2 separate regions of the Homo sapiens genome follow, and region 2 is linked to region 1. Evidence: read pairs that join two places in POLR2A ChIA-PET (ENCODE). Cell type or tissue: PC-9. All regions are shown on one strand. Each heading gives the region's core, and the rest is flanking DNA. Links, peaks and the distances in the headings are about the cores only. Region 1 overlaps MARK2 (microtubule affinity regulating kinase 2). Region 2 overlaps RTN3 (reticulon 3).

Region 1 (4,387 bases), core at 200-4,199:
CTCCATCTCAAAAAAACAAACAAACAAACAAAAAAACAGAAATGTTAGAAAAAGCACCTATAGGACCCCAGTGGCTTGAAGATGCCAGAACAAGATTTTTTCAACTGATTACAGAGAAATCCCAAACATCACCCCTTATACTGACCTAGAGTTGTGTGGTGCTCAGATAAAATTCACTGTGTTGTTCAACTGGAACAATAATGACAATGATCATTCTGCTGTGCCAGGCGCTATTCTAAATGCTTTCTATTCATTAACTCTTTTAATACTCATAACAGCTATACCTATAAGATGGGTACTATTCTTCTCCCATTTTACAGATGAGCAAACAGACACAGAGGGAACCTAAGATCACAGGAGAGGATGATCCAGGATTCCAATACAGGAAATCTAGCCGCAAAACCTGCTCTTATTGTTTGTTTGAGACAAAGTCTTGCTTTGTTGCCCAGGCTGGAGTGCAGTGGCATGATCTCTGTTCACTGCAACCTCCACCTCCCAGATTCAAGTGATTCTTGTGCCTCAGCCTTCCGAGTAGCTGGGACTATAGGTGTACAACACCACACCGGGCTAATTTTTGTATTTCCAGTTGAGATAGGGTTTTACCATGTTGGTCAGGCTGGTCTCGAACTCCTGACCTCAGGTGATCCGCCTGCCTTGGCCTCCCAAAGTGCTGGGATTACAGGCATGAGCCACCGCGCCCGGCCCACCAAACCTGCTCTTAACCATAGTGGAACCACTTATTGGAAGTCAAAAAGTGTTCAAAAAGTTTGGACTCTCCTCTCAGCTGTGCCATAAGCTCAACATAATCAGTACACTACGTGAGATGGAGCTGGCCTAAGGAGCCCCACTTCCTGTGACTGGAGAACCAGTAATTCAAACTTTCATGAGCAAAAAGACAAAGCAACAATCTCCGAGTGGCTTCAATACTACTTGCAAAGATAGCCAATGACAGTCTTCTGTGGCGGAGAAGTAGGGAGTGATGGGGTGAGTGAAAAGTCCAGAAGGTTGAGGGGGCCAGGTGTGACCTGTAGTCCCAGTACTCTGGAAGCTAAGGTGGGAGAATCACTTGAGCCTAGGAGCTATTTGAGGCCGCAGTGGGCTATGATCACACCACTGCATACTAGCCTGGGTGACAGGGTGAGACCCTGTCTCTTAAAAACACCAACAAGGTCAGGCGCGGTGGCTCACGCCTGCAATCTCAGCACTTTGGGAAGCCGAGGCGGGCGGATCACGAGGTCAGGAGATCGAGACCATCCTGGCCAACATGGTGAAATCCCATCTCTACTAAAAATACAAAAATTAGCCAGGTGTTACAGCCGGGCACGGTGGCTCACGCCTGTAATCCCAGCACTTTGGGAGGCCGAGGTGGGTGGATCATGAGGTCAGGAGATTGAGACCATCCTGGCTAACATGGTGAAACCTCATCTCTACTTTAAAAAAAAAAAAAGTACAAAAAATTAGCTGGGCATGGTGGTGGGCGCCTGAAGTCCCAGCTACTCGGGAGGCTGAGGCAGGAGAATGGTGTGAACCCGGGAGGCAGAGCTTGCAGTGAGCTGAGATCGCGCCACTGCACTCCAGCCTGGGCGACAGAGCGAGACCCTGTCTCAAAAAAAAAAAAAAAAAAATTAGCCGGGTGTGCTGGCACATGCCTGTAGTACCAGCTACTTGGGAGGCTAAGGCAGAATTGCTTGAACCTGGGAAGCGGAGGTTGCAGTGAGCTGAGATTGTGCCACTGTACTCCAGCCTGGGCAACAGAGCAAGACTCCGTCTCAAAAAAACAAAAAGACACAACAAAAAGAAGGTGGAGAAAAAAGGCAGCCGCACATGGGATATCAGAAACCAAAGCAAAACTCATACTGAAATGGTAATCAGAAGCAATGAGTAGCTCACTGTAGTATCAACAGGGGCAACCAGCCCCCAAGGACAAGGTCTAGGCTGGAGCTCTGTCAGCAGGTAGTTACACTCACTAATTACTAAACGTTCATATTTTGGCATTTCCTGCTTAGCTGGGAGACTGGGAAATAATCCTACCTGGCTGGCCTTGCTCCCTGAGAAAGACTTCCTAGTGCTATTGCAGGAAGTGTCAGCACACATGGTGACCGGAAGCTCCCACCTTTCCTACAGGTTGTTTCCTATGGCTGAAGTCCCTGTAAGCTGCCAAAGAGCAAAAACTATTTTTTCTCTCTTTTCTTTCCCAGCAGGCCTGGACAGACAGTCCCATTGCGTGGACGAAAAAAGGCCTGGGATGTCACTGAATTTAGCAGCCAGATCATAGCAGTAAGGAGTCCTGATCCCCTCCCAGACCCATAAATGAGGAGCCAAAGGCAGACCCAGTCCCTTCCTCCTGGCTAGGCTGAGGGTCTTTCACCAAGTTGTGAATTGGGAAGGGAGTCCAAAAAAGGAGTTAATGTCTTAGAGCTTTCAGTGAAAGGTGTATAAAGCAAAGCTGCCTTCAGGTTCAGCATAGGGTGGAGAGAAAGCCTCCTCCCTGGAGTGAAGGACCAGCTCAGAGACCCATTCAGTGTTTGGGGAGAAGGGGGTTGTTGACAGATAGTTGTCTTCCAAACTTTCGCCTCAACGAACACAGCCCCAAAGGAGGCAGACCTTTGTATTGCCAACTTCCCAAAGAGCACACAAGAAAATAGGCCAAGGCTGCCCAAAACCAGCTTGACTGGTTCTACAGAGAAGCCCCTGGTCTGCTCCGCCTTCCTCATGTTAAAAAGAAAAAGGCCAAAAAGGTGGCTGGGAGCCAGTCACTGAACACAGCCCTCCTCTCTTTCTGCCAGGCACCAGTTGTCCCTCAGGATCACCTAGCCACCAGTATCAGTGTCCATCTCCCCTCCTCTCCTACCAAATCTTCTGTTCATTTAGTTTTATAAGCCTAAAATTAATGATTTGGTGTAAAAAGGAAATGAATTTACTTTTGCCCTTTTTGCCATTTTCTAATGAGAAATGTAAGGAATAACTGCAAGTAGGGGGAAATAAGTGCCAACCCAAAGACAGACATCTGCGGAAAGAACCACCACAGGGACTGACAAACCTTATTTATCTTGAGATGGGGTCTCACTCTGTTGCCCAGGCTGGAATGCAGTGGCATGATCACAGCTCACTGCAGCCTCAACTTCCCAGGCTCAAGTGATCCTCACATCTCAGCCTTCTGAGTAGGTGGGATACACGCATGTGCTACCACACCCAGGTAACTTTTTAAAAATTTTTTTGGGCTGGGCGCGGTGGCTCCCGCCTGTAATCCCAGCACTTTGGGAGGCCGAGGTGGGTGGATCACGAGGTCAGAAGATCGAGACCATCCTGGCTAACAAGGTGAAACCCCGTCTCTACTGAAAATACAAAAAAATTAGCCGGGTGTGGTGGCGGGCACCTGTAGTCCCAGCTACTCGGGAGGCTGAGGCAGGAGAATGGCGTGAATCCGGGAGGCGGACCTTGCAGTGAGCCGAGATCGTGCCACTGCACTCCAGCCTGGGCGACAGGGCAAGACAACGTCTCAAAAAAAAAAAAAAAATTTTTTTTGGCCAGGCGGGGTGACTCATGCCTATAATCCTAGCACTTTGGGAGGCTGAGGCAGATCACGAGGTCATGAGTTCAAGGCCAGCCTGACCAACATGGTGAAACCCCATCTCTACTAAAAATACAAAAATTAGCGGGGTACAGTGGCGTACACCTGTAATCTCAGCTATTCAAGAGGCTGAGACAGGAGAATCACTTGAATCCGGGAGGCGGAGGTTGCAGTGAGCTGAGATCGCACCACTGCACTCCAGCCTGGGCAACAGAGCAAGACTCCGTCTCAAAAAAAAAATTTTTTTTTTGTAGAAATGAGGTCTCACTATGTTGCTCAGGCTGGTCTTGAACTCCTGGGCTCAAGTGATCCTCCTGCCGTGGCCTCCCGAAGTGCTGGGATTACAGATATGAGCCACCACACCTAGCTTGAGAAACTTGAAACATTCCAGACAAAAACAGATATGAAGATAAAGGGATCTAGCCTATTTATACTTATCAGAGGAGGAGATGTCTAGAGGGCAAGAGGAGGAACTGGGATGCCTCCTCCTCTGAGACACAACTGGAAATCAAGAGGCCAGATTCTCTCTGGGTGCTGTTTAGAATCAGCTGTACTATCTCAGTCTAAAAGATAAGCAATGATGCCGGGCGCGGTGGCTCACTCCTGTAATCCCAGTACTTTGAGAGGCCACGGCAGGCGGATCACTTGAGTCCAGGAGTTCAAGACCAGCCTGGCCAACATGGTGAAACCCTATCTCTACTAAAAATACAAAAAGTGGCCAGGCATGGAGGTGCGCACCTGTAATCCTGGTTATTTGGAAGACTGAGGCATGAGAATCGCTTGAACCCAGTAGGTGGAGGTTGCAGTGAGCTGAGA
Region 2 (4,387 bases), core at 133-4,132, 140 kb after region 1:
TTAAGGATTCTCTAGGCTGGGTGTGGTGGCTCATGCCTGTATCTTAGAACTTTGGGAGGCACAGGAGGGAAAATTGCTTGAGTCCAAGAGGTCAAGATCAGCCTGGGCAACATGCTGAGATCCTGCCCCTACAAAAAATAGAAAAATTAGCCGTGCATGGTGGCACGTGCCTGTAGTCCCAGTCACTTGGGAGGCTGGAGTGGGAGGATTGCTTGAGTCTGGGAGGTCAAGGCTGCAGTGAGCCATGGTCATGCCACTGCACTCCAGCTTGGGTGACAGAGTGAGAAAGAGAAAAGAGAAGAGAAGAGAAGAGAAAAGAGAAAAATGAAAAAAAGGAAAAAAGAAAAAAGATTAATATGACATGGCTACGAGATATATTAAAAAAAAACTCTAATAATGTTCCCTAATAAAAATATTATAACTTACTATTTAGGGTATATCTTGTTTTTTCTGGGGACAAGCTTAGAGGGCAAACAGAGCTCAGTGCTGCATTCATTTCTCAGTGATTGTGAGATGCAGGCGCTAATCATTACTATCAATCAAGCTTTCCCACATGTAGAAAAATAAGGTAGCATCATCATCTGTGCTTTAACTTTAATTATTTTGTTTAGAATTTCAGCAAATGAAAATACCATTTTTGGCTAGCTGAAACCCTAACAAACTTGGACACAGCTGACCTGTACCAAGACAATGGGAAAAATTGGGCTGGAAGTAAAAAGTTTATAAAGGCATGAAAACATTAAATAGAATGAAGACCAAAAACTAATAAGCCTTTTAGAACAGCTCCGATAAGCAAAGACTCTTCCAATTGGTCAGTATGGCACTTGTAGTCACTGCTGTTGCCCAAGTCAGTACCTGGCAAAAGGACAGAAAAGTCCAGTGAATCTGAAGGCAGTTAGCTCTTAAAATACTATACACTGTAAAGCTGTCTGGTGGAATAAATCTGGATTATTTTATGTCTCAGAAAATGTCTACTATCTTTCTTTTCTCAAAAGATTCATCCCTTCACATGCACTCTAAGAGCCTTTCAACACTACTCAAAACAAATCGCCATCAAAACTCTCATTATGAACATTTTCTAAATTAGTTCTTTGCTATAATGGAATTTAGTGTGGATATTCATTTTCAAGAGTTCTAATCACTTAAAAACATGGTGCTACTCTAATTATTAACAAATAAAGTCATAGATCTAGTAGATTTACTAAAAAGGGAATCAGCTGAGTGTGGTGGCTCATGCCTGTAATCCTAGCACTTTGAGAAGCCAAGGCAGGGAGACAGCTTGAGCCCAGGAGTTCGAGACCAGCCTGGGCAACACAGTGCGACCCCATCTCTACAAAAAAATTAAACAATTAGCCAGTCATGGTGGCATACACCTGTGGTCCTGACTACTTGGGAGGCTGAAGTGGGAGGACTGCTTGAGCCCAGGAGGTCGAGGCTGCAGTGAGCCATGCACTCCACCCTGGGTGACAAAGCAAGACCTTGTTTCAAAAAATGGGGGGTGGGTGAGAATCGATATATGGTAAGAGGTAAAAAATGTCATATCCCCACAATGATCATGAACATGTTCTCAAACTTATCAAGTACTCAGCTCCATGATTACTCATCTTCTTAAACTCTAAATACTCCACTGAGATATATTATCTGAAACAAAGACTAAGAAATTAAGTTGGTAGTCATATTCTAAATTCTAAATTTTTAGACCCAAATAAAAAATTCTTTTATATTTTTGAGAGATGGAATTTCACTCTTTTTGCCCAGGCTGGAGTGCAATGGTGTGACCTTGGCTCACCGCAACCTCTGCCTCCTGGGTTCAAGCGATTCTCCTGCCTCAGCCTCCGGAGTAGCTGGGATTACAGGCATGCGCCACCAGGCCTAGCTAATTTTGTATTTTTAGTAGAGACGGAGTTTCTCCACGTTGGTTAGGCTGGTCTGGAACTCCCAACCTCAGGTGATTCGCCTGCCTCGGCCTCTCCAAGTGCTGGGATTACAAGTGTGAGCCATTGCGCCCGGCCAAAAAATTCTTATTAAAAAATTCGAAGTCGGCCAGGCACGGTGGCTCACGCCTGTAATCCCAGCACTTTGGGGGCCGAGCTGGTCCTGATCACGAGGTCAGGAGTTCAAGACCAGCCGGATCAACATGGAGAACCCCATCTCTACTAAAAATACAAAAAAATTAGCCGAGTGTGGTGGCGCATGCCTATAATCCCAGCTACTCGGGAGACTGAGGCAGGAGAATCGCTTGAACCCAGGAGGTGGAAATTGCGGTGAGCCAAGATCACACCACTGCACTCTAGCCCAGGCAACAATGTGAGACTCCATCTCAAAAAAAAAAAAAAAAAAAATCAAAGTCCTTTAATCACAATTACTAATCGTGTGGCCTTGAGTAAACTGCTTAATCCAATCTCATCAAAATGGGAAAATTAAAGCACCTAACTTTAGAACTGCTGTGAGGATTAAATGAGTTAATACATGTTCACAGTAGTAGCTGCCACTTAGTAAATCCCCAATAAATGTCCCCAAACACCACATTCTCAAAAAACTCTCTTGACATAGAGACTCCAGACCACATGCCTTTTTACTAGGGAGAGAAAAGGCATATTGGCAAACTGTAACCACCTTCATCTGGTATATAATACAGAAAATCCTCATGTAGAGCTTTAGACACTTTCCCTCCTACCATTCACATATTAAGGAAGATAATTCAAAGAGCTTTTATCTACTTCAAAATCTTAGGTGATGCAACGTCTGAATACGTTGGTACAAACCAAATGCCTATGGCATCCTAAGAATTGTGCTAGGTTCTATGCAGATAAAGATGCTTGAGAGCCCAGCCTGGCATAGTGGCTCATGCCTGTAATGTCAACACTCTGGGAGGCCCAGGTGGGAGGATTGCTTGAGCCCAGGAGTTAGACGAGCCTGGGCAAAATAATGAGACAGATCCCTTCTCTATAAAAAATTGTAGGGCCCAGCGCGGTGGCTCACGCCTGTAATCCCAGCACTTTGGGATGCTGAGGCAGGTGGATCACCTGAGGTTGGGATCTCGAGACCAGCCTGACCAACATGGAGAAACCCTGTCTCTACTAAAAATACAAAACTAGCTGGGAGTAGTGGTGCATGCCTGTAATTCCAGCTACTCAGGAGGCTGAGGCAGGAGAATCACTTGAACCTGGGAGGCAGAGGTTGTGGTGAGCTGAGATCGCGCCATTGCATTCCAGCCTGGGCAACAAGAACGAAAACTCCGTCTCAAAAATAAAATTTTTTGTTTTAAATTAGCTTGGTGTGGTGGCACACGCCTGTGGTTCCAGCTACTCAGGAAGCTAAGGTGGGAGGATTGCTTGAGCCTGGAAAGTTGAGGCTGCAGTGAGCCCTAATTGACCCACTGCACTCCAGCCTGGGCAACAGAGTGAGACCCTGTCTCAAAAAAAAATAACAAAAAAAAAATAAAAAACCCAAAAAACAAAACCAAAAACCCCACAAGAGAACTTAACATATAAGAAATTCTAAGCCAACACTGAAAGATAAATAACTTTTCCTTTTTTTTTGAGACAGTCTCAGTCTCACTCTGTCGACCAGGCTGGAGTGCAGTGGCCTGATGTCAGCTCACTGCAACCTCCACCTCCCCGGTTCAAGTGATTCTCATGCCCCAGCCTCCTGAGTAGCTGGGACTAGAAGCGTGCACCACCATACCCAGCTAATTTTTGTATTTTTAGCGGAGATGGGGTTTTGCCATGTCAGCCAGGCTTGTCTCAAATTCCCGACCTCAAGTGATCCACCCGCCTCGGCCTCCCACAAGTGCTGGGATTACAGATGTGAGCCACCACACCCAGCCAGTAAATTTTCCTCAACAAAATGTTTCACAAATGATCTTTACCACCAGCAGGGTCAAAGCATATTTTAGTTCAATGTACAACCAGCTGAACAATTTAATAACCGAGCACAAAGACAGCCTTTGGCACAATTTTTCACAATCCCTCTCAAACTTAAGAGCAACTACTAGTTCTTCATGGGCTTTATCTCTGATTTACTGCCTCAGAACTTCCTAAGGAGGACAGAGCTCAGGAATCTGTATTACAAGTTTCCCAGGCAACGAAACTGGTTTCAGAACCACAGCCTTAATACATTTGGTATGTGTTGGAGAGCAGAAAGATAAGGGCCATACTTCAGAGCTCTAGTCCCATAAAAATCCCACAGGAGGAGCCACTGTCACGGCTTCTCCTCACATAGATGGGCTTGCACAACTTAAGAGTACCAAGGCATACAGCAGGAGCGGTCTTCCCGTGCCTACTTTAAACACTTCCATATACTAATTCTAAAGTACAGTAATTCTGCATTTTTATTGGAATAAGGAAAAAAACACATCTGACTAGAAAATCTGGTATGGGAATTG

Evidence for each region. ChIA-PET counts read pairs that join two places held together with the same protein. Peaks named below come from ENCODE experiments on the same cell type or tissue, not always from the same donor. Only the 100,000 strongest peaks of a DNase experiment are listed, where the experiment ranks them.
Region 2: POLR2A ChIA-PET joins it to region 1 with 9 read pairs; 4 of 35 experiments call an interaction of 5 or more read pairs at or near these places.

Annotation. Positions count from the first base shown.
Region 1 is chr11:63,845,788-63,850,174 of GRCh38, reverse strand. The region is part of intron 1 of MARK2 (microtubule affinity regulating kinase 2); the gene reads right to left. Among named protein-coding and RNA genes, the nearest start is that of MARK2, 8.9 kb to the right of the region's middle. In PC-9, for the core only: no CTCF peak of the experiment used is centred there; a DNase peak (open chromatin) is centred at 2,654; H3K4me3 peaks cover 589 bases; H3K27ac peaks cover 1,821 bases.
Region 2 is chr11:63,710,439-63,714,825 of GRCh38, reverse strand. All of the region lies in intron 2 of RTN3 (reticulon 3), which reads right to left. Among named protein-coding and RNA genes, the nearest start is that of RTN3, 31 kb to the right of the region's middle. In PC-9, for the core only: no CTCF peak of the experiment used is centred there; no DNase peak of the experiment used is centred there; H3K27ac peaks cover 506 bases.